2 separate regions of the Mus musculus genome follow, and region 2 is linked to region 1. A link is a loop called in an ENCODE intact Hi-C map of the cell type or tissue named here. Cell type or tissue: heart. All regions are shown on one strand. Links, peaks and the distances in the headings refer to the core of each region. The heading gives the core; the rest is flanking DNA. Region 1 holds the start of Itpk1 (inositol 1,3,4-triphosphate 5/6 kinase). Region 2 overlaps Itpk1 (inositol 1,3,4-triphosphate 5/6 kinase).

Region 1 (15,765 bases), core at 3,777-11,776:
CTTTAGTTCCAGCTGTTAGGAGGGGGCTCAGACCTTAGATCAGGATCTACTGTGTGACCTCATACCAGCCTCTTCACCCAGGAGGTCTTGGTTTCACTCTCCCATACCTTCCCCAAAGCTGGCTCTCCAGGAGCCCTGGAGGGGGAAGGCTGCGGTAAACCCAGTTCAAGCAGAAAGGAAGACCCTTGAAACATAGGCCTTCTGGTGAAGGGCCTGCTTTCTAAATCCAATATTACTTTTGAAAAGGGTGTGCCTAAGCGTTCTCTCAGAAGCTAGTTTACCAAAGTGAACAAAAACAAAGGTTCTCCTTATATCCTACCAGTCAGAGACCACATCTCAAAGTCTCCACTGAGTGCCCGAAACCTGCTAATTCACTGAGAGGAACAACTAGGGGAGCCTGGGATGCTTGATGATTAGGAATGGAGCCAGCAGGGTCATGGGCCCAGCCGTGTCTGGTACCTGCAGAACCCCCTCAGTCTCACTATGCTGAAAAGAAATGCAAACCAGGGCATTCCTTCTCACCCCCCACCCCCCATCTGGCCAGTGCCTAGCACTGTGTGCTGAACATGTGGGTTGTAGCTCCTGCCACCCTGTCACCCTCTGAAACTGCAACAGTAAAACTGTTTCAGAACTGCCAGGAAAAAGAATGTCTGTGACCTCTGACCTGTCAATATACATCCAGGCAAGGGATGGGGCACCCACTGTCAAACTGTCTAGAAGGTAACCTCAGAAGAAGAAAAAGTCTCCATCCTTTCAAGAGCTGAACCACACTGCATATACACAGACAGACAGACAGACACACACACACACACATACAATGATGCAGAAGCCCCAAAGGAAGCAGCAATGTGGAATTTCCCCAAGATATACAACCCCATGCATAAAGTGCCACTGTAAGAGCAGGGACAGGCTGCAGGCTCCCCCTTGGTCACATCAACGCCCATGGAGACAGCCTGCTGAGTTCCCTGAGCAGCTGAGCTCAGGGCCAAGAAGGGACAAGCTGGCTTTTCATTATGTGCTTTGGGCCCTCTGAATTTTGCATCATGTGCCTGTATTTTAAGAGGGGTGTGGGGAGGGGGGTCTTGGTGGTGCACACCTTAGATCTCAGCACTTAGAAGCAGAGACAGACAGGTCTCTGTAAGTTAGAGGCCAGCCTGAACTACAAAGCAAATTCTAAGTCAGACAGGGCTACATAACCCAGGATGGCTCTGAACACTGTGTAGCCAACCTTGAACCTCTGGCCATCCTGCCTCCACCTCGAGACCGCTGCAGTTGTGGGAGTGTGCACCACCACACCCAGGTTTTATGTGGTGCAGATCAGCCCCAGGTGCTGGCTCATGCACGCTAGGTAAGCATTCTACCGGCTGAGCTTCATCTCAAGCCCGAAATATGTGAAAAGGGGGGAAATCAGGAATGTTAGCTAACAATAGTAATGAGATTATTAATGAAGACAGCATTTTCACAAAGCACAGAATGAATGAATTCTTCAGAATGACCTAACCAAAAAAACAAAAACAAAACACGAGACTACCTCCTTGCATTCATAATTCCTTCAGATTCTCCAGCTAGGGGGCTCCAGCAGCCCATCAAAGACAAGGGTTGTAAGAGCCAGATGTAGGTGGTAAAGTACAACAGCCACCAGGCAGGGTGGGCTGACCTGAGGTTCAGTTCCACTAGCCCCACCTCTTAGCAAGAGAGTCAGTTAGCAATGATCACAGACCGTACCCGCAAAAACTTAGTCCAAGGTCACTAAATCTACAAAGCCAAATGGGCATCACATGGATGGTCAGTTGTGAACCCAGCCTTGGAAACCTAGGCAGTTTTTAACCAAAGACATCTATCTACCCCCACAGCAGGTCTAGTCTGTACCCAAGAGCTGGAGAAAGAGATTTATTTGCAAGGCTGGGTTACATTTTTCATGGGCTGCTGTAAATTGAACCTGACTCAGGATGCCTCTCTCTATCACAGCTCTGAGGTCATAGCAAAGCCAGCTACTAAAATACACAGAAAAATGCCGGGCTACAGACCAGCACCATTCAATCCTGGTAACGAGCCTCTTCTCTCCCCCTGCAGAATCGCCTAGAATTGCAGCCCAGAATACGAAGCTATTTCAGCAGAAAGCAGCCTCCAGATGGCTTTGTTTTAAAGGATAAAATAGGGTCGGGGGTGTAGCTTAGCGGCACTTGCCTATCACGCACAGGTTTGATTCTCTAGCGTAAACACAAACGAAGAAGACTGCCGGGTGCGCTTGGGAATACCTAGAAACCCAACACGAGGGAAGAGGCCAGGGCAGAAGGAACAAAAGTTCAAGGCTAGCCTAGGCTACATAGTGAGACTCTGTCTCAAATCATGGGGGTGGGGTGAGGTGGGAATATACAGTCCTGGGGAAGAGACAGGCCCAGAAGCATTCTCCAAAACCAGGTTATTGCAGGCACCAAATTCCAAGCGCCACGAACCAGCACTACACTGTACTTCAATCTACTGCCTAATACCAGCCCCAGACTCCAGACAGCGCTCGGTGCGCCTGAGTATCAACAAAGTCCTGGGTCCCTTCTGAAACCTGTATAAACAGGGGTCCTGGCAGGTTAGGACACAGAGATAACTTGGTCCGAGATGTCTCTGTGAGCCCATTTCCCCAAAAGCTGAGGTAGACCAGATGGCCTCCAGGTTTCTCAAGCACAAGAGCCCCCTAGATATGCGGCTGCAGGAGCCTCCACAATGATTCATCTTAGCCTATCAAGGACACTGGACAAACACGGAGGCAGCTTTCTCCAGTAAAGACTCGGGCCCAGCTCACATAAGCCTTCCAACTGATGCCAGAGTCCCTCACAGGTAGGTCCCAAGCCTTGGTTTCCCCATTTCTATTAGAGAGCTTGTATGAGACGAGACACATTAAAATCTACAGTGGAAAGCTGGGTGTGGTGGCTTACATTTTTAATCCTATCACTCACTGGGGGCTGAGGCAGGAAGGTCTTCGGGTGTTTGAGGCCAGAATGGGCTAGAGAGTGAAAATGTCTCAAAGTAAACAAAAATTACAGAAGACAGGCAAGGCTCCCCATCACCTTGCACCAAAGGGTCTTCCACCTACAACGCAGCTTCCTAGAAACAGAGGGGAAGGAGAGGAGATGGAGGAGAGGTTTAACCACCAAAGAAGGAAACGCAGGCCAGCCAGCTACCCTCAGCTGAGCACTCCCCAAGGCCCAACCTCCCGTTTCTCCACTTCCCCTGGGAACCTTGACTGCCCATCTTAAAAAAGCCACATCAGGAGGGATGAGGGAGCTTCCAGGTCACTTCTAGCTAGGGGCAGAGGCAGGTTCGAAGGGTAAAGGAACTTAGCCAGAACATATTCCTGTACTTGGGAGGAGACACCAAGGAGGGGTGGGAATAAACAAGGCCTCTGGAAACAGGTTAGTTCAAAGCCCATCGGCTGGCTAGCCAGAGGCCCCATGCTATCAGGGCACATATTTAAAAGGTTGGCTTTTGTACCTGCCTATGATAGGTAGGGCACCTGCCAGGAATTGGCTCCAACTGCCTATGGAAGGGCCCTGCGCACTCTCCTCAGAAAAAAAACAGAACCTGGTACACTGCAGAGGGCATAGCTTGACCTCAAAAAGGAAAGCATCCCTAGAGACAATTAGCAACAGCTGGACATTAGCAAGGGTAAGAGTGACTGAAAGGGGAGGTCAAGGTCTCAGGGATGGACTGGGAGCTCTTAATGGAAAGGAGACATATGGACCATGCTCTCTCTGGCACCCGCGACCCCACCCCCACCCCCGGTCTGTAAATCCAGTGAGATGAATCCCTGCGAAAGGATTTTTACAAGGCCCGACCATCAGCTAAACCACTCATCCCAGGGCAGTTGAGCAGTCCTCATGGATGCACATTTGGAGCACAGTTCAAGTCATTTCCCAACATCCCTGGCCCTTTTTGTCAGGAAATTCACAGACAATTCACCATCCATCAATACACGAGCACTGCACCCCCAGCTTCTGAATGTCAAGAACAGGACGACGCCCATTCACAGGGTCTCCGGGGCCACTTAGACCACTCCAGCATTCACAATAAACAAAACACAGTGGAGGGGGGTGGGGGGAGGGGTCACTATCTCAACAGTTGTTTAGTTAACAATGTGGCCACCAGGGGGCTCTGTCCTGAAAGTGAAGAAGCAACAGAAAAACTCTTTCTGGTGTTTTCTTTTCCTTCTTAAGCTTCAGCTACAAAGCATCGAAAGCTATACTAATAAAAACGCACAGTAGGATTCCTGAGCTGCTGGAACGGCCCAGAGACTTTCTGCCATCCCTCCGAAGCCAACACTTGGGCAAAGGAAGGCAAGTAGACCTTGAATTCAGCCACCCTTCCTGAGAAATGAATGCTCAATAAGATTTCCGCACCCCGGGTTCCCTGAGACCCCCACCCCCACCCCGCGCCTCTTTAAAGGAGGGAGGGCCCACAGGAAGGGCAAGCCAACCGGCAGGTCTGGGAGTCGGTCCTCAACCCTTAAGTCTCTGCTAGGAGTCTTCTGCTACAGCCTGCTAATTACAGAATAAAGCACACCAGGCCAAGGACAAGCCTCGGGTATAGATAAAGGGTGACACAAACCCAGATTGCTATCAATAACAAGGATGCAAGGGATGAACTGGGGTTTCCCAAGAATTATTTGACAGCAGGGGGAGCTGTGGTCCCCTCAAGTCAGAACTGGACTTCCAGAACACGACAGAGGGGCTTCTCCAAATTTTTCTGCTGTCTAGGGCAACCTTTTCAGTGTGTTTATTTATGGTACAAACGTCCAACTGTCCTTTAAAAAAAAAAAAGTTCCATAAGCCCTGGGCTTTTCCAAAGCTCTGGCTCGAGTTCCTCTTGATTTTCTTGTGAATTCTGGGCTGCACTGAACGCCCTGCCGACCGTGAAAAGCCTGCTTTCTCCTAAGAGGCCTGTCTGGGAGACTCAGCCAAACCCACAAGGGAACTATAAGGGGCGCAGAACCAGGGCCCCCTTATAAATAGGCATTATCCCATCCAGTTGTGGTCAAGGAGGGCCTGTAAGGCTTGCCTGGGGCAGAGAAGCAGCAGGCTCTTGGACAGCCATGAGGGGCAAGGCAGTGCTGCCAGGGCGGCCTCTATGTGCCAGCTCAGACTGCTAACTAACCCCTGTGCACCAAGGGATAATGGAAGCCCAACTGTTCAATTCTCCAAAATTCGGGGCACCCACCAGGGATGGAACTACAAGTGAAGTCCATTTTCAAAAGTCAAATCTACTAAGTGAAAAGACTACCTAACAAAAGGTTTCCACCCGGAGTTTGCAAAAGGCTTCGGGGATGGGGTGTGGGGGCTGGATTCTCTTAGGCTTTCATTGAGAAGCTGTAACCAATAGCTCTGCGGAGAGGCAAGGCACACCTGACTCTAGGAACCCAGCACTTCTGTAATGTATTAAGAGCAAGCTCCATCAAAGCCCTCGGTCTCTGCCACTGAAGCACCAGCGCAGGGAGAACGAGGTGCTCAGCCGGAATGGCAGAAGACAATTCTACCCTACGTGGGTCCACCCATCACTTTCTATGCTCTGCCACTCCTTGGCCCTGGGACTACAAGGCAGGTACCCCACCTCTCTGCTGGTAGGTGTCCCTCTTCTAAGACACGTGGCCCAGAATCACCATCCTGGCTAATTTGCGAGGCTGCTGCGAGGCTCTAATGAGACAGCAAATCACCACAGACAAGCCAAGTATCGCTACTCATTTCAACTGGGCTTAAGCCGGCTGATATGCAATGACAGCTTCAGGAGCCGTGCACACGCGAGGCACGTAGTAGGCTCCACACAAACGCCGGTATCCTGCTCTACTAAGGGGAAGAAGAGGGAGGAAGAAAAACACACCAGTCCAAAAGTACCCTCTAACCCCTGACTGCTGGCGTGGACTCCCCGATTTCCCGGGTCCCACCACCCTGGACGGCCAGGGATCTCCCGGCACGACCCCAGTGCACCTGAGAGCCGCGGTCCGAACCCAACGCCCACAGCGGCCACGCTCCCCTCGGACACAGCCCGCGGCCCCCCGCGGCCACCTTGCTGCTCCGAACCAGCCCTCAGCGCGCGCCGCTCCTTCCCGGGTCGCCGTCGTCTGCCCCGCGCCCGCCGAGGGTAACCAGGCTCGGGCCGCGGGGGTCCCCAAGCCGCGTCCCTCCTCACCTGCACAGCTCCGCGAAGGCCTGGAAATTGAGCTTCTTGACTTTCTTCTCGCTCAGCCAGTAGCCAACTCTCTTCCCTTTCAGGAAGGTCTGCATCTTCTTCCTCCTCGGCCCGGGAGCCTGGGTCCGGAGGAAATTGCCCACAGGCCGAGCGTGTGGGGCCGGCGCGCGCCGCGAGCGTGCGGGCACCTCCTCCGGCGGCGGCGGCGGGGACGCGGAGCGGGCTTCAGCGCGCGGTCCTACCGGGCGGGGCGGCGGGCGGGGCGGGCCGGGGCGGGGCGGCGGCTGGGGGGCGGAGGCTCAGCGCGCCGCGCCACTGGCTGGGCCCCGCGGGTGGGCGCGCCCCGCCGCCGCCCCGCCCCCTCCGCCCCGCGGGGCTCGCCCGCGCAGGGACGTGCGCCCCGCAGCACCGTGCGCCGCTCGAGGACTCTAGGGATCCCGGGCCGCCGCCCGAGACCGCACCCGAGCCTCGAGCCCGAGCTGGAGCACGCCCTCCCGCGGCGAGGGTTCGCCCGCGCGTGCCTCTCGGACGCGCGGGGACCCCCTCGGGGAGCGCGCCGCCGTGTCCCCCGCCCTTCCTGCCCCAGCGCCCGCGCACACGCCACGCACACGCGGGGCCTGGGGCAGAGCTCCCGGAGGAGGAAGCGCCGGTTACCGCCAGGGGGCGCCAATGAGTCTTAAAGGCGCCGCCGCTAGTGGCGGGGTGCTGGATGGTGGCCAGGGCAGAGTGGGGTGAGGGAGTCGTGGTGTGGGCGCCTTGTGTCTATCTTGGAGGGCGGCCAAACCACTGGGCTTCGTTGCTCCTTGGCAGCACAGCGGGGATTGCCCCCAGAGGCAATTCGTTGCAATTGTCCTGTACTATCTCCACAACTGCCCCAGGTTCACACTCTGGGGTCCCTTTCAGCGGAGGGAGAGAAGCAGCCAGAGTGCACATAGCATCTTCAGGAGAGCCTTTTCTTTGCTAGGTGAAGGGACGTAGCTCGGCGTCTGACTTAGTGCTTTGGATCCTCTGAGCCACCTGCTCTACCCCGGCCTATGGGACAGTACTTAGCATTCCAGCCATCTCCAGCCTATGCTTTAGGCATTGGGAGGAGAAATTGGAGGCTCTCCCCAGACACAGACAGGGAAAAAAAAATGGGTTCCCGTGTGTAAAGAAAGACATTTTATCTGGCTTTGGAAATAAAGACAATTTTTGAAGATCTGAGATGAGAAAAGGCTTGAAGAAATGAAAGCTGTTAGTAAAGTGACAGAAACGGGCCTTGACCAGACTTGAGGAGTTACACCAAGTCCCTTTTTCCGGCTTAGATCCTGACCTTGGGCAGTGTCCTTGGTCCCCCTTGGTTCAGTTTTAGCAAGAAACCTCCTGAGTCAGAAAAGTTCGCCATCCCTGGTATCAGATCACTGCGGCCTGTCTGCAGTAAGAATGCTGTCAAGTGGGGCTGCTGAGATGGCTCAGCTGGTAAGGGTACTTGTGGCCAAACCTGACAACGAGAGTTCTATTCTCCACAGCGTAGATGGAGAGAACTAAGTCCATGTTTTCCTTTGACTGACACTCATGCTGTGGCATATACACACACAAATAAATAAATGTAAATAATAATAATAATCCTGTCAAGTAAATTGAGCCAGAATCCCAGGAGCCCTGGTGGTTTTGCTCAGAAATTCTCCACCCACAGATGTTCCACTCTGCTCCTTGGCAGTGACTTCCCATCTTTCCTTGTTGCCAGAGTGGAGCTCAGTTGCTCCCCTACTGTGGAGCCTGGGTGCTTCTTTAAATAAGATCTAGTGAGTTTAATTTTTCTTTAATTGGAGAAAAGGATGGAAGAGGATTAGAGAACCCACATGGCTCTGGAAAGCAGGGACTTTGTATCCTGGACCATGGAAGCCAGAAGACAAAGTGTAACTGCACCCATTCAGCTCTGTGCCTGAGGAAGATCGCTTCTGTGGAACATCATGGCCAACCTAGAACTGAGAGAAGAAATGGGGACCGGAAGTCCAAGAAGGTGAAAAGAAAGGGGTTAGGGAGCAGACGATGGCCAGTGCCTCACTGCTGAAGTCAACAGTAGAAATTCCCACACCCTGGCACAGGCTGTGGGTTTCTCTGGAGTTGTGTGTCTGGGTGGTTCAGGATCCCTGCTGGAGTTCCTTCCTTCCTTCCACACAAGCAGGGAACCCAGGGTGTGGCGGGGTAGTGCCGGCCTTGTAGTCCCAAGATGAGTAAGGCAGAGACATACAAACCATTGAGTCCTGGAGCATGTGATGAGAGCCATGTGAGTCCTGCCTCTGAGTGACTTGAGACTATGACATTGAAAGACAAGTAGGAGTTTGGGGTTAGGGGCACCTGTCTAGATGAAAGCTGAGAGAGTTCAGAGGGTGAAAGGGCAGGAAGGGTAGACTATGAGCCAAGGAGAAGAGCGGGATAACCAAAGGGATGTGGGGGGAAGACTAGGGGGCTGGCTGGTGACTGAGACAAGTTATTCTGTTGCTTTCATCTGTAAATTGGGCAGGAAATGCTCCACCTGGAGTTTCCCAGAGGACGGAACACGCTAGTCAGGACCTCGCCTTCAGGGCAAGTGAGTTCAAGGTCCGAGAAGTTCCGGGGCTCACCGAAAATCCTTCAAGACCCAGCCTCAGGGCTTGTTGTATTCTGATCACTTTGGAACGGAAGTGATCAAGGACCCACTGACTGCTGGGTAACTTAGCAAGTCCCTACCTAGCCTTTAGTGCCTTGGATCCTCTGTTCTAACTGAAGAGAAGGTTGTGTTTGTGCAAAAGCACTTCAGGATACAGAAGACTGATGGTTGTGCTGTCTAAAAATGTGCTTAAAAAAAAAAAAGACCCCTAGTCTATCTCTTCTCAGCCTCCTCCACCCTCCATGTGGGAAAGAGGATGTTGGGCTAGAAGCACAGAGATAAAGATTTGAACAGGTACCTGAGGTAGACACCATAAGGAGGTGATATTTGAACAAAAGTTCAGCAAGGGGAGTGGGCATGTCACACAGATACCTGACTGAGGTGAGGCTGAGGAACAGCAAGAACTTGGGTCTGATGTCAGCAAGGGGCAGTGAAGAGGTAGGCTGGAACAGAAAGAGCTGAGGAGAATATGGCGGGGGTTGGGGGGTGCCAAATCACAGAGGGCACCTCTTAATGTAAAGGAAGTCTCATGATTGACAACGGGACCTTGCCTGGTTTTACTCAGATCACCTGGCTACTGTCTTGAGACCCTGTCAGGGAAGCAAGAATAGGGGAGAGAGAAAAACAGGAGGTTCCTGCGGCAACCCAGGCCAGTGATGACTATGGTGAAGCTGGGAAGGTAGTGAGGCACGACCAGGCTCAGGGAAGAGCTGGAAGTGAAAGCCAGTGGTGTCGGCTATGAGCAGTACGTGCAACTGCAAACGAAAGAGAAGGCATACGTGTTCTGGATCCCGGCCTGAATGACTGCAGAATGGAGTCACCAAGTATGTAAGACAGGGAAACAAAAGGAGGCACCGGTTTGGGGCCTCAAGTCAGGAGTTCTACCAGCTATTCAGTGGAGAGAGCCGGCACGAAAGCCATCCGATGAAAGAGGCTGTAGTTCGGCCCGTGACTCAGGCTGGAGATAACATCGAGACGGGTGGCGTGAGTGTTGAGATGTTACTTGGAGCCACAAGACTGGATGAGATCACCTAGGGTGTAAGAGCAAGCAGAGGAAAGGTCAAGGATGGAGCCGAGGCACGGTTCAGAGGCCAAGAGGAACGGAGGAACCAGCAAAGCAATGAAGAAATAAAAGGAGAGCTGAGAGAGAACTGGGTGCAGCCCAGGCAGCCACTGCTGGCAGAAGGGGGCCACCAGCTGGAGAGCAAAGGGACTGAGGGTGACCCTGGAGCTTAGGGCAGGAGGGCTAGTGTGACACTTGGAAGGGCAGGTATCAAAGTATCTCTCAGATATGGGATTTCAAAAAGGAAAAACCTGGGGCTGGAGAGATGGCTCGGTGATTAAGAGTGCTGGCTGCTCTTCCAGAGGACCGAATTTAATTCCCAGGACCCACATGGCAGCTCACAGCTGTCTGTAACTCTAACTCCAGGGTTTCTGACACGCTCACACAGGCATACAGGGAGGCAAAACACCAATGCATGTAAAATAAACATTAAAAAAAAAAAGAAGAAGAAGAAGAAAGAAAAACTTGCCAGGCATGGTGGTGCACACATTTAATCCCAGCCTGGTCTACAAAGCAAATTCTATGATAGCCATGGCTACACTGAGAAACCCTGTCTCTAAAAACCAAAAAGAAAAAAGAAAAGAAAAGAAAACCATCGAGTATAATAGAAAGTCTGAGAGGCTTTCTATAGAAAAATGGAAGAGGGGCTGGTGAGATGGCTCAGTGGGTAAGAGCACCCGACTGCTCTTCTGAAGGTCCAAAGTTCAAATCCCAGCAACCACATGGTGGCTCACAACCACCCGTAATGAGATCTGATGCCCTCTTCTGGTTCGTCTGAAGACAGCTACAGTGTAATTACATATGATAAATAAATAAATAAACCTTTAAAAAAAAAAGAAAAAGAAAAATGGAAGAAAGAGATGTAAGAGATGGCTCCATTGTAAAGTGCTTGCCCCACAAGCATGAAACTCTGAGTTCTACCCCCAAAACCCACAGGAAAAAAAAAAAAAAGGAGCCGGGCAGTGGTGGCGCACGCCTTTAATCCCAGTACTTGGGAGGCAAAGGCAGGCAGATTTCTGAGTTTGAGGCCAGCCTGGTCTACAGAGTGAGTTCCAGGACAGCCAGGGCTACACAGAGAAACCCTGTCTCAAAAAACCAAAACCAAACAAACAAGGTGTAGTAGTGAAACTTATGTGTAATCCCAGCACCAGGGAGGCAGAGGCAAGCGGCACCTGAGGCTCACTGGCCGCCAGCCCACCTAGCCTAACTTGGGAGCTCTGGCTTAATAAGAGAACCTGTCTCAAAGAATTTCGATGGGGTTTTGAAAAGTCTGGTGGTGGCCTCCACACTCACAAGCATGCCTGCACACGAGGGCACACACACAGTTGCACACACATACACACACACACACCCTGAGTTTTTCTCAGGGAAATGTGAACCCTGATATTTTTATGTGACCAGAGATAGTGTCATTTCTGAAACAACACATGAGAATACAGACTGGGGTGAGAGGACTCTGGTTTTTCACTTAATATTTATTGAACTATTAAAATATTTTGGAGGGCAGGGACGATGACTTAGTGGGTAAAGTTCTTGGCTTGTAGCCAAGATCAGATCCCAAACATCCATAAAAGAGTGGGGTGTGGGAAGGGGCATCTGTAACCCCAGCTTTCAGGGGGGAAGACAGGGGAATGCCTGGAGTTTGATTGACAGCAAGACTAGCCAATTGGTGAGCTCTAGGTTCAGTGATGATGCTCGGCCTCAAAGAAACAGAATGAGAAAGAGGCCATCTAGCACTGACTCAGGCCTACACACACACACACACGCACACGCACACGCACACATGAACATGCACATACACTGCATACACACAAATATATGAGTAAATAAAAGGTCATTTTTCATCATATGGTACTATATGTCAGAAACAGTTATAGCAAGGGGGAAACACAGGGTTATCACAGAACAGGAAAGTCTGTCGAGGACTGTCTACAGTGTGAGTTCAGGGCATAGCTACTCTGCAGAACGACTGTTGACAGAAAGAGAAGTATCTGAAGCACCCACGTGGGTGCTTCTATATCTTTTTCCTTTAAAATTTATTTTATTTTGCTTTGTGTGTAGGTGTGAGGGTTCTGCTCACATGTACATCTGTCTACCACATGTGTGCCTGCTGTCCACAGAGGCCAGATGAGGGCATCAGATCCTCTAGAAATGAAGTTACAGACTGCAATGTACGTGATAGGCATCACCCCCAGGTCCCCTGGAAGAATAGTCATTGCTCTTAGCAACTGAGCTGTCTTCTCCAGCCACTCCCACCTTTTTCCCCCAAAGATTTTACTTTTAGTTATGTGCCTGTTGTGTGGAGGGATAGGTGTTGTAGTTATGAAAACCAGAAAAGGGCACTGGACTCCCTAAACTGGAACTGTGGCTCGTTATGGGAGACAGGAACTGACCCTGAGTCCTCTGTAGGAACAGCACGTGCTCCTAACAGCTGAGCCATCTCTCCAGTCCCCATGCCTGTAAACATTATAAATAATTCCTTACCATCATGTAGACCTTAATTGATATCACTGTGGTTTGAGCTGGTCCCAGTGTGAGGTTGACTCTTTAAGGGGCAGAGCCTGGTGGAAAGTGACTAGGTCACTGGGGTGCTGACCTCTGAAGAGATTAAGTCGTTTTCACTTGACCCTGGTTGGTTTCCATAGGAACTGGCTGTACAGAAGGCACAACCCTGGCCCTGAACATCTCCTGCTTCCTCTCTTCCCATGCTGCCTCCCCCTCCTACCCGGGCTCCCACCATGGTGCCATCTGCCACATTGTGATGAAGCCAGAAGTCATTTGCCAAAGCCAGGTAGAGGCCAGTGCCACGCCGTGCCATGCTTCTGGACCTCTGAAGGTATGAATCAAATAAATATCTTTCCTGATAAAGTGCCCAGCCTCAGATATTTTGTAATAGTGACAGAAAATGGATGGATATATCAAACATCCCTCCTTGCCTTGAAAAGTTCTCATTACAACTGGTTCGTGCAATCCAGGACCCAAAGCTGTCCCTCTGCGGCTCCTGTCGATTTCCTCTGATTGAAACCAGTTCTCCTTGGGAAAGAGATCGAATTGACTGTAGTGGGGAAGGTGTGTCCTGATTGGCCTGACTGGTGTTTGCTGGCTCCTCTGTCCCCAGTGCTTGCTGCAAGTTGGAAGTTGGATAAAGTCTTAGTTAGGAACAAGTTAAATGCTTCTGGCTGGAAGGCAACGCAGACAGTATGATGTCTGCCAGGGGATGCATGAGGTCTGGTCATGCTTAGATATTTCCGTGCATGGTTCTGGAAGGCCAATCCAGAGTCTTTACCACCGAGCTTCCTGCCTGGCCCCACTCTAAGGTATTTACATATGTAGCCATCCCATAACCACAGTTCCCAGTCCCGAGCTGGCTTTCTCTGTTCTTCCTCCCACACCAAGCACACCTCTTCTCTGAATGGAAGGAGGTCAACCCTGTTCAAAGGTCACAGATGATTTGTTTTCTTTCGGACAGGTCACACTGTGGTATCCGTGAGATGCAGTCACTATACTCTCATTTCCACAAATTAGTCACACTTTTCTTTTTTTACATTTTTTAAAAGATTTGTTTAATTTATTTATATGAGTATACTATAGCTGTCTTCAGACACACACCAGAAGAGGGCATCAGATTGCATTACAGATGGCTGTGAGCAACCATGTGTGCTGGGAATTGAACTCAGGACCTCTGAAAGAGCAGTCAGTGCTCTTAACCACTGAGCCATCTCTCCAGTCCTTAAAGTTTTTTTAGATTCTTAAATTTTATATGTTAGTGTTTTGCCCCTACCTAAACACACACACGCATACACACACACCATGTGCATGCCTGAAAAAGCCACCAGATCCCCTGAACAGAAGTTACTGATGGTCAAGAGCCATCATGTTGGTGGTGGGAATCAAACCTGAGACCTCCACAAGAACAGGAAGTGCTTTAAACCATTAAGCCACCTCTCCAGCCACGTGTGTCACAGATCTTGCTAATGATCCTGATAGACAATGTTGCCTAAATCATCGATTTCCTTGAAGGTAGCAAGACAGGGCAGATGCTAAAGTTACCCCTGAAAAGAGTGGGACAAGAGAGACTTAAATAGGGGGCTGGAGAGATGGCTCAGTGGTTAAGAGCACTGATTGCTCTTTCAGAGGTCCTGAGTTCAGTTCCCAGCACACATGGTGGCTCATGGCCATCTGTAATGCGATCTGATGCCCTCTTCTGGTGTGTGTCTGAAGACAGCTATAGTATACTCATATAAATAAAATAAATAAATCTTCAAAAGAGAGAGGGGGGAGGGAGAGAGAGAGAGAGGGAGGGAGAGAGAGAGAGAGAGGGAGGAAGAGAGAGGGAGAGAGGAGATGATTGTCTCAGGGGATGGCAGGTGGAGGTGCTCGCCTAAGTTCGAGCTTCAAAAGCCGGTGAAAGGAGTGAGTCAGCCCCTGCAATGTGTCCTCTGACTTGTCCTGAACTGTGGCACTCATATAAAAAGGTGATTAAAGAGACATTCATTTAGGGCTGGGAATGTAGCACAGGGGTAAAGTGCCTAGCAGGCACATACAAAGTCTTGAGCTCAACCCTTGACTGAAAGAGAGACAGAGAGCAAGAAGAGAGAGAGGACAGAGAAGCGATAAAAGAGTGACGTGGAGGAGACCCTTAAATACACGGAGTCGCCAGGTAGCGGTGGCCCACACCTTTAATCCCAGCACTTGGTAGGCTGAGGCAATTGGATCTCTATGAGTTCCCGGCCAGCTTAGTTTATAGAGTGAGTTCCAGGACAGCCAGGGCTACACAGAGAAACCCTGTCTCGAAAAAACCAAAAACAAAAAACATGGACTCCTCGGGGGAAGACAGAGGGCCCTCCAGTGTAAGGAAGGAAGTAACGGCTCAGAGAGGCACGGCAATGCAGCAGATGTTTACAAGGGAGCTCCGTAACAACTGCCCTCTGTACAGGCCAGTAAACGGAGGTGGGAAGGAAGAACCTGCCCCTGAGCCCGTCAGAGAGCCTACCACACACAGCCCTGAGTTCTTGCTACTTGAGCCTGAAAGAGCCTGGAGCCCAGAGCTCAAGCCTTCCTGACCGCTGCTACTTCTGCTCAGACCACTGCTTTCGGTCTGAACCGAAGTGAACAGACCTGCTAGTGACGACCGTTCTTCTCCACAAGCGCTCCTCTGTGACTGCTATCGTTCCCCGAGCCTGGGAAATAGACCTCACAAAACCGTCATTCGCCTCCGTGCCAAACATTTAGTGACATTCCTTCAGTCCTCTGTGGCACTTAGAAAACACAGCTACTGACTAACTATATTAAGAAATACCAACTACTGCCCAACCCCAGGCAGCCCCATGGGCCTTGGTGATGTCTACCCTATAGGGTCATGGGGAAAGAGGCCTCTGGTGGCCTCTTGGATCCTAAATTGCTTTTCCTGGCAGAGCCCCGCCCTCCAGCTCTTGCAGACAGGCCACGGCAGTTTGTCTTCGCTTTATGAGAAATTTATATTCCAGGGAAAAGAAATAGAGGGGGCTCACAGACCACATGCCTTGGTGATCAGCGCTTTAACTGATACCTGCTGATGTCCAAACAGCATCCACCTGTTAGCTATATGGCTCAACCACTATGTTTAGGTTGGTGTAGGGAGGCAGTCTGCATGCACCCAAGAGCCGAGTCTCTTCCCTTTCCTGGGAATCTTGTCACATACACTGTCGGCTTGGGGACCTAGAGGTGAAGCACAGTAACAGTTGGACACTGAGCCTGTGAGAGACTCTGGATTCAACCACAATCCTACAACTCCCCTAACAACCATGCTCAGCCACTTAGTGCTTAGTGGCCATTGCCAGCTTGAAGGGATGCAGAGCCATCAGGCTGAGAGGAAGGTCTACGTAGGGTTATGTTGATTTAGGTTCAGTGAGGTGAG
Region 2 (15,765 bases), core at 2,973-10,972, 110 kb before region 1:
CAGTTGTCTATGGAAGGAGGATTCAGATGGTCTTTGTGCTGCAGAGAGCAGGAGCCCTAAGGTAGGCGGCACCTGGCCTAGCATCGGTCCACTCACATCTCTGGCCCAGGGCTTGGCCCGCCCTCCTCTTTCAGGAAGATCCAAGCTGCTGGGATCCTACAAGGCCATGTCCTGTAAAAGAGACCAGACTTCCCAGTCAGGAGACTAGCATGACCTGAGTTTGGCTTCTGAGATCTCAGCATCTTTCCTGCGGTGGCCCACTCAGGCTTTTACACAGCACCTTGGATACATCTCAATACACTCTTGTTCTGTGCCAGACACAGTTCCACACACTCACCCTCACACTGCCCTCCCAAGGAAGTATCCCCATCTCCCACTTACAAACGGGGTGTGGGGTGGGGTGGGGACAGCAAGAAAGGCGAAGCTCTTTGCACGGAGCTCTCCAGTGGGCAAGCCATGCAGTTGGGGAGCCGCACTAGGCAGCTTGCTTGACTCAAGCCCGTGCTTCTCACCACAACTGCCTTGGTAGCAATATCCTTAAGGAGGGTGGCTGACTCACACACAACTGGACAAAGTACAGAGAGTGAGTGCCAGTGGAATGCTCGGCCACAAACGGGACACTGATGTCACCCCCAACCCCCAGACTACTGAGGAAGAACAGGGAGGAAGACTGTCAAAGCCAGAGGTTGGGAGGCCTGAGGTAAACATCGTCTTCAGGACATGACGGACCACTGCACTCATGGACTTGACGCAGCTGTGGGAGCCTGAACAAGGCCTGCGTGAGATCGGGTTAGTCGACACGCAAGACTGGAGGGGCGGCGGCTCACAAGAAGCAAGCCTTAACTAAGGAGCTACGGGCAGCAGATGGCTTCTGGGGGAGGAAATGCCAGGGGTAGCCAAGGGTTGGTCACCATATCAGAGGACTGACCCCACACCCATGAGCAGCAAAAAAAAAAAAAAAAACAAAAAACAAAAAACAAAAAAACCAAACAAACAACGGAACTCTGAGTTATTTTAAAAGAGAGAGGTGACATGAAGCCAGGGTGGGACAGGTGGATGGGGATGGGTGTGTGGGGAGTCAAGAGAGGAGTAGAGGATGAAGATGATCAAAATGTATTGTAAGAAGTCTCAAAAGAAGTACCCATTAAGAGCCTAATCCAGGGTGTCCTGAACAGCACGATTCCCCCTGTCCCCCACCCAGTCTGTGATGAGCCTCCCAAGACAGCTAGCTGTGTGTGCGTGCGTGCATTCATGTGTGTGTGTGTCTGTAAACCACCATGGCAACTCTTCCTATCCCAGAGCTCCTCACCAAACCAGACCCACAGGCTGTATCACCTATAGATATCCACAGTCCAAAGGGGGAACAATTTGCACGTCACACATACCTACAGTGTGTGCCCTGCCGAGGCACTGGGGTTTCTGGCCAGCCACTGCAGTGGGGTCTGAACCTGAACTACCCCTGTGCCCAGCACCCATCCTGCACACAGTCAGGAACCGATTAGGTTATCAGGTCAGCTGGCATGTCCTAGAACACTTTTCTTACTTAAAACAGGGATACGTTGGGGGTGAGCTGGTATACACCTACCTGTCTTCAGGAACCTAAGGCAGGAAGATTGGGAGTTCAAGGCTGCCTGGGCTACATGGTGAAAACCTAACTCATAAAAGGGGGGTGGGAAGGGGTGGTAGGTGCCTGAAATGACTGAAATGGGTAAGAAGTCTTGCCAGCAAGCCTGCTTCTCACAAGCTGTCTTCTGACTTCCACATATGCATTGTGGCATGTGTGCATGCCCCCTACACACATGCATCCAATACCCACGAAATATTTCAAAAGTGTCAGCAGCTATTAGATTGTAGTCTCTTGTTACAATGGTTCTAATCACCACATAATTATGATTTATCCATCACTGTATGTAATTTATAAATTACATTTTTGTGGTACTGAGGACTGAACCTGGGGACTCACAAACGCTTCGTGCTCTGCCACTGAGCCATATATCCCCAGTCCCGTGTTAGAATTCACTGTAGGTATGTGTGACTAGGGAAAACCACAGGAAACGCAGCATCCAGTAGTGCCTGAGGTTTCAACCACCTCCTGGGGTATCAGAATGTATCCTCTTTGGATCTAGGGTAGGGTGGCTGGAGGTGAAATCACCCCATCATCTCAATATATGTTTATAAAAGCATTTGAGGGGCTAGAGAGATGGTCTGGGAAGAGGCACGGACTGCCCTTGAGGAGGGCCAGGGTTCAGTACGTCGTAGCTTACAACCATTTTCAACTCCAGTTCCAGGCAATCCAATGCCTCTCTGATCGCCACAGGCACCAGGCATGCATGAAGTACAAAGACATATACGCAGGCAAAATGCTCACACACATTAAAAAACAACAACAACAACAAAAAAAAAAACCCAACAACTTCAGGTGTTTCTCCCCACCCCCACCCCCATTGAACCTGAGGTGAGAGCAGAAAAGGGTGAGAGCCCATCTCTTCCCAGAGGTGTCACTTCCAGAGAACAGGCGACATCCAGCACTGGGCAGACCAGACCCTGCCTTCCAACTCTCAAGTACGCAAGAGAGCCTAGAGAGGAAGAGGGGCCAAGAAAGAAGGACATGCCCGCCTAGTGATGTCCCAGTTCCTTTATACTAATTTAGAGATGGCTACCCACACTCTGAACTGCAGACCTCTGGCTGCCTACCCTATGCCAACCCTGGGAAGGGAGGGGGTCACTGGGACCCCAGTTCCCTGCTCTGGCTCCTGTCGCCAGAGTCATTCCAGTATACCTGTGAAATCGCAGTGGACTAAAAACCATTACTGCTCGCTCGCATTTTGGGTTCATCCACCACCAGGAAAAGGATAGCCTCTGCTAGATTTGAGAGCCTGGGGTACAGCAGCAGATAAAACAGAGGTCAGGTATGCTGCTGGGACCTGGAAGGAAACAAAGCACCCGAGGGGAGTGCTGAGGTGGGGTGTGCAGGCGGCCAGCTTGAGAGGGAGTCGGCTGAGCATGAGGGGGAGCCCAGCATGAGGGGGAGCCAGCTGTGACCAGTCCAGCGGGTGAACACTGAACCACCTTGCTGAGAGGGATGGAGGATGGGATGAGGACCTGCAGCATCAGGGCAGGAGCTCTGGCGGGCCAGGACCTCAGTTCCCAAAGCTGCCCGTGGGGAGCCATGGGAAGCGCAGGGTGGCCTCACCAGCAGGGACAGGATAAAGGAATTTTGGGTAAGCCTGGGCTGGGAGCCGGAGCGGCTATTTCTGGCTCTTGGAGGAAGGGTACTGTTGTTGATTTATCTGTCATCTTATTTTTGGAAGGGAGTTGGGCTAAGTGGCTTTTTTTGGTGAGGTTGTCTTCCTCTGAGGGCTGAAAATCATCAACCCCTGAGAAACTCCGAGCCTCCCCGCTTCCCACTCTTCTACCTCACAACCAGCATGAGGCTGGGATCTCACACAGGAACGACCGCTGGCATCCAGGCCACACAGAGTATCCTGTGCACTCTGCAGGTAACCACAGGGCAGGAGCTGAACCACTCACCAGCTGGAACCTTTGAAAGGGGACCGAATGAGCTAAGCTGGGTTGTCAGGAGTCTGGCGTGCAGCCAGGACCCAGCGGAGGAGACACACTGAGGAGCAGACATGTTCTGAGTCACAGCCATTCCCTGGTCCATGTCCGGGCTCTTACTGGCTTTTCTCAGTCTATTTCTGTTTCCATCTTCACCGTTTTATTTTTTAATAAATGAATCTCCCTTTTTCTTCTCTGCTTTTACAGAACACCGGTACACATGCGATTCCCTATGACCTTGTATCCCTGGTTGCTTGACTGCTGAAATTTCCCCCCAACATGCAGTGACTGGGCTCCAACACAGGGGGGGGGGTGGTCCACGGGAATGGTCTTTTCTCTGGTTCCTCCACACTGTGTCCCCAAGGGATGGAAGCACTACACTGCAGCACCAGCAATGAATGACCGTGCCGTTATGAAAGGACAGGATGAGGAGTGTGGTGAGGAATATCCCATCTCTCTCTAGGATCGTTCACCAGGCCTGACTCAGGGTGAGGCTGGGACAGGTAGCCTTCTGGGGCTTGAGTCCTGCTCAGTAGTCTGGAGTGACAATACAGCACAGCTGCAGGAAGAGAAAATATGCGGTGACATGGATGACACGAAGCTAACCACTCTGGGGTAGTGGGCAGAGCCTGGTGGTCTGTCCTCACCCTTCTCTCTAGTGCGGAGAAGGCACACCAGGCTGTCAGGCCAGGTCAGGCTAGGGAGAACCAGCAGCTCCTATTCCCAGTCACCAGAACTCCCAGGAGAGATGGGCAGCCAAGGCGCAGCAGCCCAGGCTAGAACTCCCTGTTCAGACTCTCAATTCTAATTATACCCTGGATAGACCAGGGAGGGCGCCACAGGAGGCCACACGTGACCAGGCCTAGTGACCATGTCCGTTCTGGTCTATACAGACTCTGCAGGCTCAGTCGGAGCTGGGTAACTCCCTAGACTTCCCAGAGCTTGGGTTTCACAGAGTTCAGCACAACAGGCCATGCCTGTGGCTGCACCCAAGCAGGCTGGCGAGCACACAAATGAGCAACGCACCAGACTACGCTCCCACCTTCCCTGCTCTGAGGGGGGAATCCACAGGAAAAGTGGGTTCCCACAGGCTCGGTGGTGTGACAGCCAGGGTCTGTCAGAACTGGGTGCAGCTTTGCCATTTCTTTCTCCCAAGGTCCCTGAAGTATGGTAGGAAATGGTTTTCATTCAAAGGGGGCGATGAGGGAGGGGGGCGATGAGGGAGGGGGGCGATGAGGGAGGAGGGCAATGAGGGAGGGGCCCATGGTATTGTTAGCACATGACAGTAAGACACAGGATCAAGGTTCTCCCTGACTCCTCTGAAAACAAGCATTGACACGGAACCAGATCTTAGGTCCTCCTCTCTGTGTGTGTTGGACCCTAGGGACTCCTTCCTGGCCTGGGGAACTCTTGCTTGTCACTCAAGCCAATTCTCTTGCCTGGATGGCCTTGCCGGGCACCCCTTTCTGTTCACATGGGAGGAGAACCCTGCTGTTGTGCTTGCCCTAACCAAATGACGCACCCCACTGTCTGACTTGGCTAGGCTCTAACAGGTCAGAGGAGGACCCAGGACACCCAGGTCTGCATCCCAGTCCCACCCCTCACGATCAGCTCATTTGAAACTTTTACTTCTCCGTGCCTCAGTTTCCCTACAATGAGGTCAAGACAAAATCAGTACCCGCTCCTCCGCTCCGGCGTGGAGAGAACGCATTTAAATTATGAAAGAATTTAAATTACAAAAGGGACACAGATTCACCTCTTGCCATCTTTGCTTTAAACTCTTTCTGTTTGGTAAGAGATAAACTGTTAAAGGCATGGAACCTAGTCTACTACCTGGCTTGCAGGGCCTGTTGCCTCAGTGGGAGCTGAAGAGGTGCCCTAGTTCAAGTCCTGATAAGATCATACCAAGAACTGGTTGTAGTGTCATTATTGTGTGCTTGTGTGTTGTACCCATATACACACTGTACATGGAGTGGTGAAGGGGCAGTCATCGTGCCTTCCTCAATCACTTTCCATCTTTTTTTTTTTTTTTTTGAGACGGGGGTCTCTCTCTGAACCTGACTTGCCAGCAGGCTCCAGGGATCCATCTGTCTCTACTTCCTGCCCCCAGTACTGGAGTTAGGGCTGCACACTGCTGTGTCTGCTCTGATGTGGGTGCTGGGGGTCTGAACTTGGGTCCTCATGTTTCTGGAGCACACTGAGCCACTCCCCAGCCATGGCTGCTCTGGCACGGTCAGCCCAGGCTGCTGTGGGTCAAGCCGTCAGCGGGAGTGAGCCATGTTGGAGATGCTCAGCAGAAGGGATCAAATGCTGACTACACACCATAGTGCAGGGACAGGGTACAAGCTGGGCACTGAAATCTCTGTAGCTCGGGGCCAGGAGAGTGTGGAGAAGAAGCCATCTCTGGGACGAAGATTCCCCCAAAGTAAAATGTGGCAGTGGTGATGAGCATTGCCTGAGGCCCCAGAGCCAGTCCTGTCACTATCATCTGTGCCTCTAGCCAGGTCACCACACTTCTCTCTCTTATCTGGTCTCCCTCATCTGCAGATGGAACGCTTTTACACCATCTACCTCTTGGACTGCTAAAGGAACATACGAGGCTACACTCATGCAGGGCGTTTGAAAAGTTCAAGAGGGCAAGGTAGCCCTGTTCCAATGTGATAGCGCCCTCTAGAGGGCACCTGGAATGCCCCAGCCTCAGCTCACTCACACAGGATCATCTAGGCCTGCTCTCCTAGGACATCAGACAAGGCAGCCCCCGTGGTCCCAGGACTGGGACTGCATCCCAGCTGCCCCTAGGTGTTCCTGGAATTCACAATCAGGAAATTGCTCCCGGAGCCTGTCACACATAACCGTCTTCTCTCCCCAGTGTTCTACCCCAAACCTGCGGCTCCCTGGCATCTCACAAGTCTCAGCACTGCCTTGCTACCCTAGGTTTCCATCACTGGAGACCTCAGCTCGCTTCTCAAGCTCTCCCGACACTGAAGTAGCTCACACTAAAGGGCTGCGCTTAGTTCCTGAAGCTCACGTGGAAGCCTCAGTCCTCTCAGCTCGGGGCTGTAGAAGAGAGGGTCTCTTTAATGAGGTATCCAGGTAAAACGAGGTCATCAGGGTTGGCTATGGTATAAAAGAGCCGATGTCCTTGTGAGAGGCGTTTAGAGCTGAGCCTGGTGGCACAAGTCCACAATCCCAGCTAATCGGGGGGTTAAGGCAGAGAGATTACAAGCTCAGCAGACCCTGCCTGAAAATTAATAATATTAATAATAATAAAAAGAGCTGAGGCGCCAAATGATAAGAGCACATGCTATCTTGAAAACTATCTACTATACATGCAGTCACCGTAAGTCCTAAGAGGGCAACTGGCTAGGGTCATTTGGGGCCAGTAAGGGATGCAGGGAGCATTCCACAGTGGCCACAGCTGGCGTTCTGCTCCCTAGGGTTTCAGAGGTCTTCTGTCCCATCACCCTCCCTACAGACAGCAATATCCCAACTTGGGAGCCTGGCTACAGGTAAGGTAATGTGGGAGGATTCTATGCAAATGAGGGCACAGGGCTGGAGGAGATCAACATCCCGGTGTGGGGCTGACATGGCCTGAGGAAGCACACTAGAGTCAGCCTCCTGACAGGTTTTCCTCCGGACCAGGCTGGTGACCTGTCTCTGTTTCCTGGAGCCAAGCAGCTATTTCCACCCGGAATGTTCAGAGCCCAGGAGTGAAGGAGCCAGACACAGGCTGGGACAGGGCCAGACATTCCTGAACCCTGACCAGCTGCTGTAAATGTGGATTAGCTCAGTGGCAGCTGTCCCCACTGATTTACAGCCCCTCCAGACCCTAGTGGGGCTCCCCCAGACTCTCAGGTTCAACTCCCAAACTGCAGTCACCCCTGTGTTTCCAAGACACATAAAACATAACGCCTGCAGTGCTCTCTCCACAGGATGTGTCCAGGAAGCAGAGATAGATGTTAGCTTGGCCCCAGCACAAAGACGATGCTTGCACTAGAGAAACTGTTTTTTAAACAGTTTCCTCCATTCCAAGGGGATTCTAAATAGTCAATAAGAAATAGAATAACAACTTTTTTCCCTCAACCCAAGAGAAGGGTAAGTCCCATGAGGATTTATTGGAGCAGAAACACAAGTGGGCAGTAAACGCAGTAAGAGACGCCGGACCTGTCTAGTCACGGTGCTAAGATGGGCTGGGTGTCCTCTCCCCCAGACAGAGCTGCCGGGATTAGACATGAACTGCTCAAGGGTAAAACGGCAAGATCTGCCTGTGTGAGCGTGCTCGGATTCTTCAAGCAAGACATCCCACCTCTGGGGGAAAATTTGTATAGAAATATACAGAAACATAGTTTACACAACTATAGCAACAAAACAAAAATGATAACAAAACAAACTCCACCCCTGCCAAGTCCAAACAAAACTAAGTAACACTATGCACCCAAATAGTCAAATGAATGATGACTGACTGGCTCAAATATTGAATATGATATTGTTAGGACACCCTCCCTTGTTTTTGTGCCTGACTCGGACACAGGGTGACAGATATGAAGGGGGTGCGGTTGTAGCAGTAGACATACGTGTGTATAACCCAACTTCTTATTTTTAGAAGTGTATGTGGATTTCACACATCCCTTCAAAGAATGAGAAGACTCCAGAAGGAAGATTAGCAGCTGATTTTGAAGACTTGAGTCAGATATAGCTACAGAGATGGCTCCGAGGTTAAGGGCACTGGCTGCTCTTCTAGAGGACTCAGGTTTGATTCCCAGCACCCACATGGCAGTTTGCAACCACCGGTAACTCCATTCCTAGGAGACGGAGTGCCCTCTACTGGCTTCCAAGGGTACTGCATTCATATAGTGCACAGACTTACATACAGGCCAAATACCCACATACATAAAAGAAATGAACTGATTAAAACCCATAGAAGTCAGCCTGGAATTTAAATGTCCTGGGTAGAGCAGATCTTTTGCCAGAAGCCCCATGAAGTGGCAGTTGTGTGCATGGGGGGGTATGGGTGTATGTGTGGGGGATATGGGGGTGTATACATGGCGGTTATGGGGGTGTATACAGTGTCACAGCTGACTAGACTAGAGTAAGAATGACTGTATTTTATTGATTCCAAGGCACTTGGAATTGATTCTGTCTTCCATCTATGAAATCGAGATGTGTCTCATAATGGGGCAAATCACTTATCACTTATTGGAATATGAAGTACCAGTGTATTTTATGATTCAAAAAAATCCATGCCACCATAGACTAATAATGTACATTCGTGTAGCTATCAAGGCTCTGAGAAGTGCTACAGCAGAGTAAAGCCACAAGCCAACATATCTGACACTTTCCCCTTTCCTCTGTTGGGGCTCCACGATGTACCAAGTAGATTAGAGGGGTGCAGCGCTGGAATCTGATGAGACAACTTGGCAGGTTTCGCAGCAGCAAATACAATGGTCAGGAGCCCTGCTAAGGTGCTGAACACCTTAGCACGGCCGGGCTGGGTGGTAGGGGGTGGGGAGACTGGACCTTCATCGTCATGCAAATGAACTGCTTCTTTCAGTGGCTCTGAATTCTCCAGCACCTCCATCTTCCTTAACCAAAACTTCTTTCCTGGCTAGTCTGTCAGTATTCATATTTAACACCTTTCAACTCCATTTTCTGTTCCTGAGTCTCACTGTAATTCTGTCTCCCTTCTCCTGTAGAGCCACAGAACACAGAGGGGACACAACCAAACTTTGGTTCCCGCTGGACCTAGGTTTAAGTGGGAGCTGCTGAGGCCAGTAACCCTCAGGAGGGCCTAGAGGCCTGAAAAGGTTGGGCCTGAGGGGTGGCAGTGGCCAGCCTGGGGCTATGCTCCCAGGTGATCTGCCCGCAGTGTGCTCTGGCCTCAGGGCCAAAGTGCTGCTCTTTTAAAGTAATCTATGGCCGTACTTGCAAAGAGCAATCAGGATTATGTTCTAATAAGCATGGACACTGAAGACCTTCTCTGGTCACGGTCACCTCCTATACATAAAAGGCACCCACTCCTGGGAACACTGCCAGCTGGCAGGGCCCCATAATGGCAGGGACCTGGGAATCATTAGCCATGAGCACCAGAGCCTCCCACCACAGCGCTATCCCTAAAAGCCACAGAGGTAGGCGGGCATGCAGGGGCCAGGGTACCCTGGGGGTTAGGAGCAACTCAGACCAGGCAGGTTCTATCCCAGACCTGCCTCTGGTCATCTTGGAACTCTGTCACTCGGCTCGATGTACTCGGGTGTCTTCATTTCTAACATGGGCAACCCTTCCTCACAGAGTCATCTTGGGAAAAGAGCCACCACAGTGTCAGGCATACGAGTCGACTGCCTGGAGCACGGCTCAGGTGGTGAGGCTGAGTGGGTGGCGCTAGCTCTCCTAGGATGGATAGCTGCACCCTGACCTACAAGCCCTGTCTCATCTTTAGAGAGCCATTTGTCCAGAGCTCTAAGCAACGTTCCTTTCTCTCCTCCTGGTGTCAAGATTACTCAATTTCAACCCTGCTTCCAAACCGCCTCCAAGATGAACCATGATTAATTTCCCATTAAAACCACAGGCAGGGAAGATTGCTTGTACTGTGCACACCCCTCCCTGGGGAGGTCTGTGTCTGGGACAGGCCATCTGGTCACCTCCCCAGATCGCGTGGGAGGTTACAGGAAAAGGAGGGCTGGAAAGCCAACCTCACCCTAAAGTCCTTAGAGCCCTAAAGAAGCCCTCTAGCCCTTGCCCTTGTCCCAAGACCCTTCCCAGTTGTTATCCCTAAGGACAAGGACACAAATCCATACCATTCAGCGACATTCGGATCCTCTCACATCTGGCTTCAGTCAGTTTGGGAACGGGCTAGAGTCATACCTTTAATTGCCTTGCCTGGCACAGCAGAACCAAGCCTTGACTTTGGGGCTTGTGTCTCTGGACGCCAGCCTTGTGAAGCACAGTGGGTTATCCCTGTGAGAACTGGCCTTCAAATGAATGCCAATTACAGTTTGTCGTTAGGGTTTCCTCCCTACCCCTACAAGCCCTGCACCGGGAAATGTCATGTTCCTGGGAGCTTCCATGTTTAGTCTGAACTAGGATGAGGCTCAGGGTTGCCTGTGCCTCTGCCTGAGGGGTGGGAGGTGGTAAAGATAGGCACGGGTACAGGCATGCCACCAAGTGGCTATCTCCAAGAAGCAGCTATATGAATGAGTCCCGGGCCAGGCTCTGGGTGTGTCACACTGAAACCTGGCCTCAGTGCTCTTAAGCAGCTGCATTGAGGAAATTGCTGTTGGGGTCAGGGGGCAAAGGGCATACCCCACACCAGCCAGAGGCCCAACAGCCCTTCCAAATGCCATTCATATGGAAAAGGCAGGTTTCCAAAGGAGGAGCTCGCATTTCGGGGATGACCAGAGAACGGACTGGTGCCCCCTCACATTCTGTGCTAGCTCTTCTTCCCAGTGCTAACATCTAGCTTTCAGCTGGGCAAATAGCTACACAGAAGAAGGATTAATTCCCAAGTCCTTGCAGCTCAGCATTCAGCTAGTTCTGGCCACTGGGAGACATATCGCAGCTTCCGAACCTAAAGATTCAGCGACCACTGTGGACCAGCAGGGCCATGCTATCAAAGAATGAGGTCCTGGGAGCTGCCTGGGTACTCACTGCTACACAGCCAAGCTGCAAGGCTTTTACAGAGGCCCAGGGAAGCCCTGTTTTACTCTGCTCTTATAGCAACTTACATGCTGAGAGTCTGCGGCTGGCTGGTGTAAAGCAGAGAACGGGTCTTGCTTCCCTCCTGGTCCTGGGGGACAGGAGATCTAGGAATGTGGTGCTAAGACCACACAAGGCACTGACCACACAAAGATGCTCGATGCTGACTGCTGAGCCTGGGGCATCACTAAAGGGGGGAGGGATGGTTCTCCTAGAGGATGTTCTGCCTGGAGAGGATGGGGGCATGTAAGCATGGATACTGGCCCAGGTGCCATGAGATCTCTGGGGCCCCTTCCTCGTGAGCCAAGTGCCTAGAGTCCAGAGAAGCCAAGTGTCTCTGCAGTAGCCTCTCCCGGCTCGGGCTTGCCTGAAGGCTGGGTTCTCAGAGAAGGGAGGGGCCCGGTGCACACCTCAGCCTCCCGGTGCTGGCAGCTTAGGAAGGGCTCACCAAGCCCCTTTTCTCTACACAAAAGCCCTGCCACTCGGATTGCTATAATTATCTGAGGGAATTTCAGGGGTAATTATGGTGGTTCACAGTACGCCTGAAAAGGGCTGTGTGCCTCCAAGAAAAATCAGGGTCTGAGGCATAGGCACATGAGTTCCCTTCCCAGGAAGGGCCCCTACACCCGTGGAGGGGCTGGCACAGAAAGAGCAGGGAGCCCACCAGGAGCCCTGCCATGAAACTGCCCCATGTGCAGGAAAGGGCGCAGGAAGTTCCCAGCCCACTGCCCTCCTGGAAGAACACAAGCTGGCTTGTGCAGGCAATAAGGAAAATTCAGGGTGCAGCACTCACAAGCTCCCCCCTCCCCTCAACACTTCCTGCCAGCCCAGAACCAATCCTGCTTTAGGGAACAGTCCGTGGTTCCTGTAAGCCCTGGCAGGCAAGGCTTGGAGACTGTGGCTATGGATCCAGCAGAATGGTTTCTGCCTGGCACCTTCCCTCCAGTAGCCTGTCCCCAGCCTCCATCCAGAGCCCGAGCTGGTGCAAGCCACTGTCAAGAGATCCAGAAGCTAGGTTCTCCTCACAGGACACTGGTGATGGGCTGTTCAAGGCTGCTTCCAGCCACATCTATCCTGATCTGACAAGTGAGAATCTCAACTCACTTGCTCAAGCACAGAAACATTGTAAACAAAACCCAAGTCCCACCTTACTCTCGGGCCTGGCAGTCTCAGAGTCCTTGCCTATCCCATCTGTCCACCCAGGCAGGTCATTTGCCAAAGGCATCCAGCAGGCAGGGAGCCCTCCTACATTTCCTCTGACTCTGAGTCACCTTGTGTCACCCCCATCCCAGAAAAGCTGCGGGGCAGCTGTAGCATAGCGGGTCTCAAACCTCCTAATGCTGCGACCTTTTAATACAGCCCCTCACGTTGTGGTGATCCCCCCATCATAAAATTTGTGTTGCTACTTCATAACGTTTGCTGCTGTTATGAATCATAATATAGATACCTGTGTTTGCTGATGATCTTAGCTAGAAGACTCCTGTGAGAGGGTCGGTGAACCCCCAAAGGGGTCGTGACCCACAGGTTGAGAACCACTGCGGTAGTAAACCAGAGATTGGGCTTCCTGGCCAGCCTCAGAGCAGTTCTGGGCAGATGAACCCGCTGTTGGTCCTTCTAGCATGTCTGCCCACTGAAGTCCCACTCAGTAGAATAAACTGACATTCACACAGAGGCTTGAGACCACCCCCTTTCATCTAAGATGGGGGACATTAGCAATGGATGCAAGAGAAACCAAAGGAACTACAAATCAGAAGTCCCCATGACCCTTAGATGCCATAAAGGCTCAAAAAAACAGAACACCGTCCTGTGGGCACAATAGGGAATGTCCCAGGTAGCACTCTTCTGTGCCCAGGAATAGCAGGGTCCACCTGGGGTTTGGAAACCTGTTAGCTAACTAACCACTGGGTCCTCTCTGGAACAAGTTCCATGCACCTTAGTTTTCACTGCCTTGTAGGACCTGATTGTCTGAAATCACTGACAGCTAGCGGGTTCCCTAGCTCCTGTGCGGGCTGAGGCCGATGCACTGCCACCCACCTGCTCCTTGATCACGAATTGCATGCTCACACCAGGCCTGAGCTGCCCCTGGAATGCGTGTAAGAGCCCTGCTTTCCCACTCCTACGCCTTCAGCAAGCTCACGAGACCTAATAAAGATGCTGCCTGGGCCCTGCAGTTATAGCAAGAACAGCCGGAAGCTTCTATTTCGGGGGACCCAGTAGACCAAACGGCGTCCCATGTCTCTACAAATGAGATCCCCTTTATCCTAACAGGTGAAGGTGAGCCACATGACCTGCGTCTTCCATATACCCAGGTAGAATTAGGTAACAAGTCCAAGATCACACAGGCAGCTGGGGCCAGATTCCAATTCAGCCTCGACCTGTCTGCCTCTGCTGTTTACATGGTGGCACCTTCCACAGACCCACACTCAAGGCTGTCACTTCTCACAGGCAGGCCTAGAACATCAAATGAAGTGTGGACCTGCCATCTTCTTTCACCAGATGGCCCCTCTCTCATATTCAATGCTACTTGCTCTTTATGCCATCGGTGTTCAAAAAAATACCTTTTTCTCATCCAGAGTTTTGGACCCATCTCATAAAACAAATCAAGCCATTCCGACCCAAGGAAGAAGGTTGCTGGCTACCTGCCATTTTGTACCCTCCCACACATATGTAAGAAGGCGTCGCCCTGAGAGCTCATGATAACTGGTAAGATCAGGCACCAGGAACGAAGCCCCTAGGCCCCTCCATGACAGCCTAGCCCAGCTCTTCCCCGGGAAGAGCTGTCTATATTCCTTAGAGAGAATGGAAGACTCGCCAATGCTCCAGGCGGGAACCTGGATGTACCGTCCACCCATGGTCATGGTTTTAAAAGGAAAGCTTAGAGGCAGGGAGCTGAAGCTCCAGAACTGGAGGGCCTCTGGGACACCACCGTGCTGGCTACTTCTTAGAACTCTACTGTAGTTTGAATATAGTATGTCCGTCCGTCTGTCCGTCCATCTTCCAAAGGTCTGTGTGGTTGGAGGTTCCTAAGGCTATAGTGTAAATGACTGAATCATTTAAGTGGTGGAGGGTGTGTGTGTGTGTGTGTGTGTGTGTGTGTGTGTGTGTGTGTGATTCCTGATGCCACTGGGAGTCCCTGCTAGTTTTCACAAGGCAAGGGAGCTGTTATTATAAAGGAGGCAAGTGTCATTGTCCACAGGTCACCGTCTGAGATGTGGCCATTTGCTTGCTTCCATCTGTGCTCCTTCCAGTGTCACCCACCATGAGGGAACACAGTCAAGGGACAGCTCTGCACTGTACTGTTTGGACTCTAGCCTTCAGAACGACGAGGTAATTAAACCTTCCTTTTATATACACAGCTGAGCTCAGGTATTTCATTATGATAACAAAACGCTGACTGATACCAGCTCTGAGCCTCATCTGTGAAATGGACAGGATCGCTGTGCCCAGCAAACAGTGCTGAAAGACAGACCATAAGAGGCTTAGGGCCAAGCACATGGTGCTTACCCAATAAACGGACACTCCCATATCCCTATCCCCTCTTTCAGGACTAGCTCTGGTCCTGTCTACCAAAATGTGCTTACGGATTCCGCTAGCACGGCAAAGGGCATCTAGGTTGGAGTTCAGGGCAGCTTAGGCCACAAATATAGTCTATAGGATACGTAGGCAGGGGGAATCACTCAGTAGCCCCTGCACCAAGGCAAAGAAAAAACTGCTGTTTAAAAGGAAAATAAAAGGCTCAGCAGGGAACATGGAGGCAGGGAAGAGGAGGCAGCTACTGCTCACAGAATCTCAAATATACGTCTCACAGAAACACACACCTTGAAGAGGCAGTCTATGCTTCTCTGGGGCTGATGAGGTGGGATAGAGGCAACTTCTCTGGATGAGAGCCCACAGCTGGCAGAAACTCCACAGTGAGGGGAGGCTCTACTCAGGGGGACAGCATGTACGCCATCATGTCCAGAGGCAGCCATGTGCATCTCTCTGCATTTGATTAAAAGCCCCTGATTTCTCTCTGCATTTGATTAAAGGCCCCTGATTTCTCTCTGCATTTGATTAAAGGCCCCTGATTTCTCTCTGCATTTGATTAAAGGCCCCTGATTTCCTATTGTCTCCTTTGCCCTGTTATATAACTCTACTTCACATGAGCAATTCCGCACACACACTTCTGCTCCCTAACCACAGCGTTATCAGGACACCTCATCTCCCCACGGGGTTCAGCACAGCAAAACCCTTAGCAGCAGCAGCAGCCAGAATAGCTCTCCTCAAAGCATCCTCTGGCTTATGTCTCTTAACCCCAATTGCAAAGGAGAACACAGGTCCTTCCGTGCCTAGGATGGTCGCCCCTATAACTCAACTCTTCCCTGTGTCAAAGTGCCTAACGAGACAAGACTCCTTGCCTTTCCTTGAACAGTGACAACCTGTGACCACAGAGGTGGACCACCCGTCAGAAGGCTGGGCTACGTGTCCATACCTTTCATGTAGGCCTCGATCTTTCGGATAAGTTCGTAGGACTTGGAA

What was found. Hi-C counts contacts between places; a loop is a spot of excess contacts. Peaks named below come from ENCODE experiments on the same cell type or tissue, not always from the same donor. Only the 100,000 strongest peaks of a DNase experiment are listed, where the experiment ranks them.
Region 2: it touches region 1 in a loop (2.6-fold over the local background); 6 of 42 quality-filtered maps call a loop at or near these places.

What each region holds. Positions count from the first base shown.
Region 1 is chr12:102,698,548-102,714,312 of GRCm38, forward strand. It overlaps Itpk1 (inositol 1,3,4-triphosphate 5/6 kinase), which reads right to left and starts at 6,322. Exons shown (of 10, transcript NM_172584.3): 1 at 6,175-6,322. The coding sequence starts at 6,269. Gm30296 (a long non-coding RNA gene) reads left to right here and starts at 12,228. Exons shown (of 4, transcript XR_001780676.2): 1 at 12,228-12,705. RefSeq lists an enhancer at 1-225. In heart, for the core only: CTCF peaks have their summits at 4,154 (motif pointing right), 4,690 (motif pointing right), 6,840 (motif pointing right), 10,002 and 1 weaker place; DNase peaks (open chromatin) are centred at 4,104, 5,114, 6,134, 6,764 and 2 weaker places; H3K4me3 peaks cover 3,352 bases; H3K27ac peaks cover 1,810 bases; H3K27me3 peaks cover 792 bases.
Region 2 is chr12:102,590,371-102,606,135 of GRCm38, forward strand. It overlaps Itpk1 (inositol 1,3,4-triphosphate 5/6 kinase), which reads right to left. Exons shown (of 10, transcript NM_172584.3): 4 at 15,719-15,765. Among named protein-coding and RNA genes, the nearest start is that of Chga, 43 kb to the left of the region's middle. In heart, for the core only: CTCF peaks have their summits at 4,381, 6,233 (motif pointing left) and 8,385 (motif pointing left); DNase peaks (open chromatin) are centred at 3,571, 7,261 and 10,161; H3K27ac peaks cover 1,269 bases.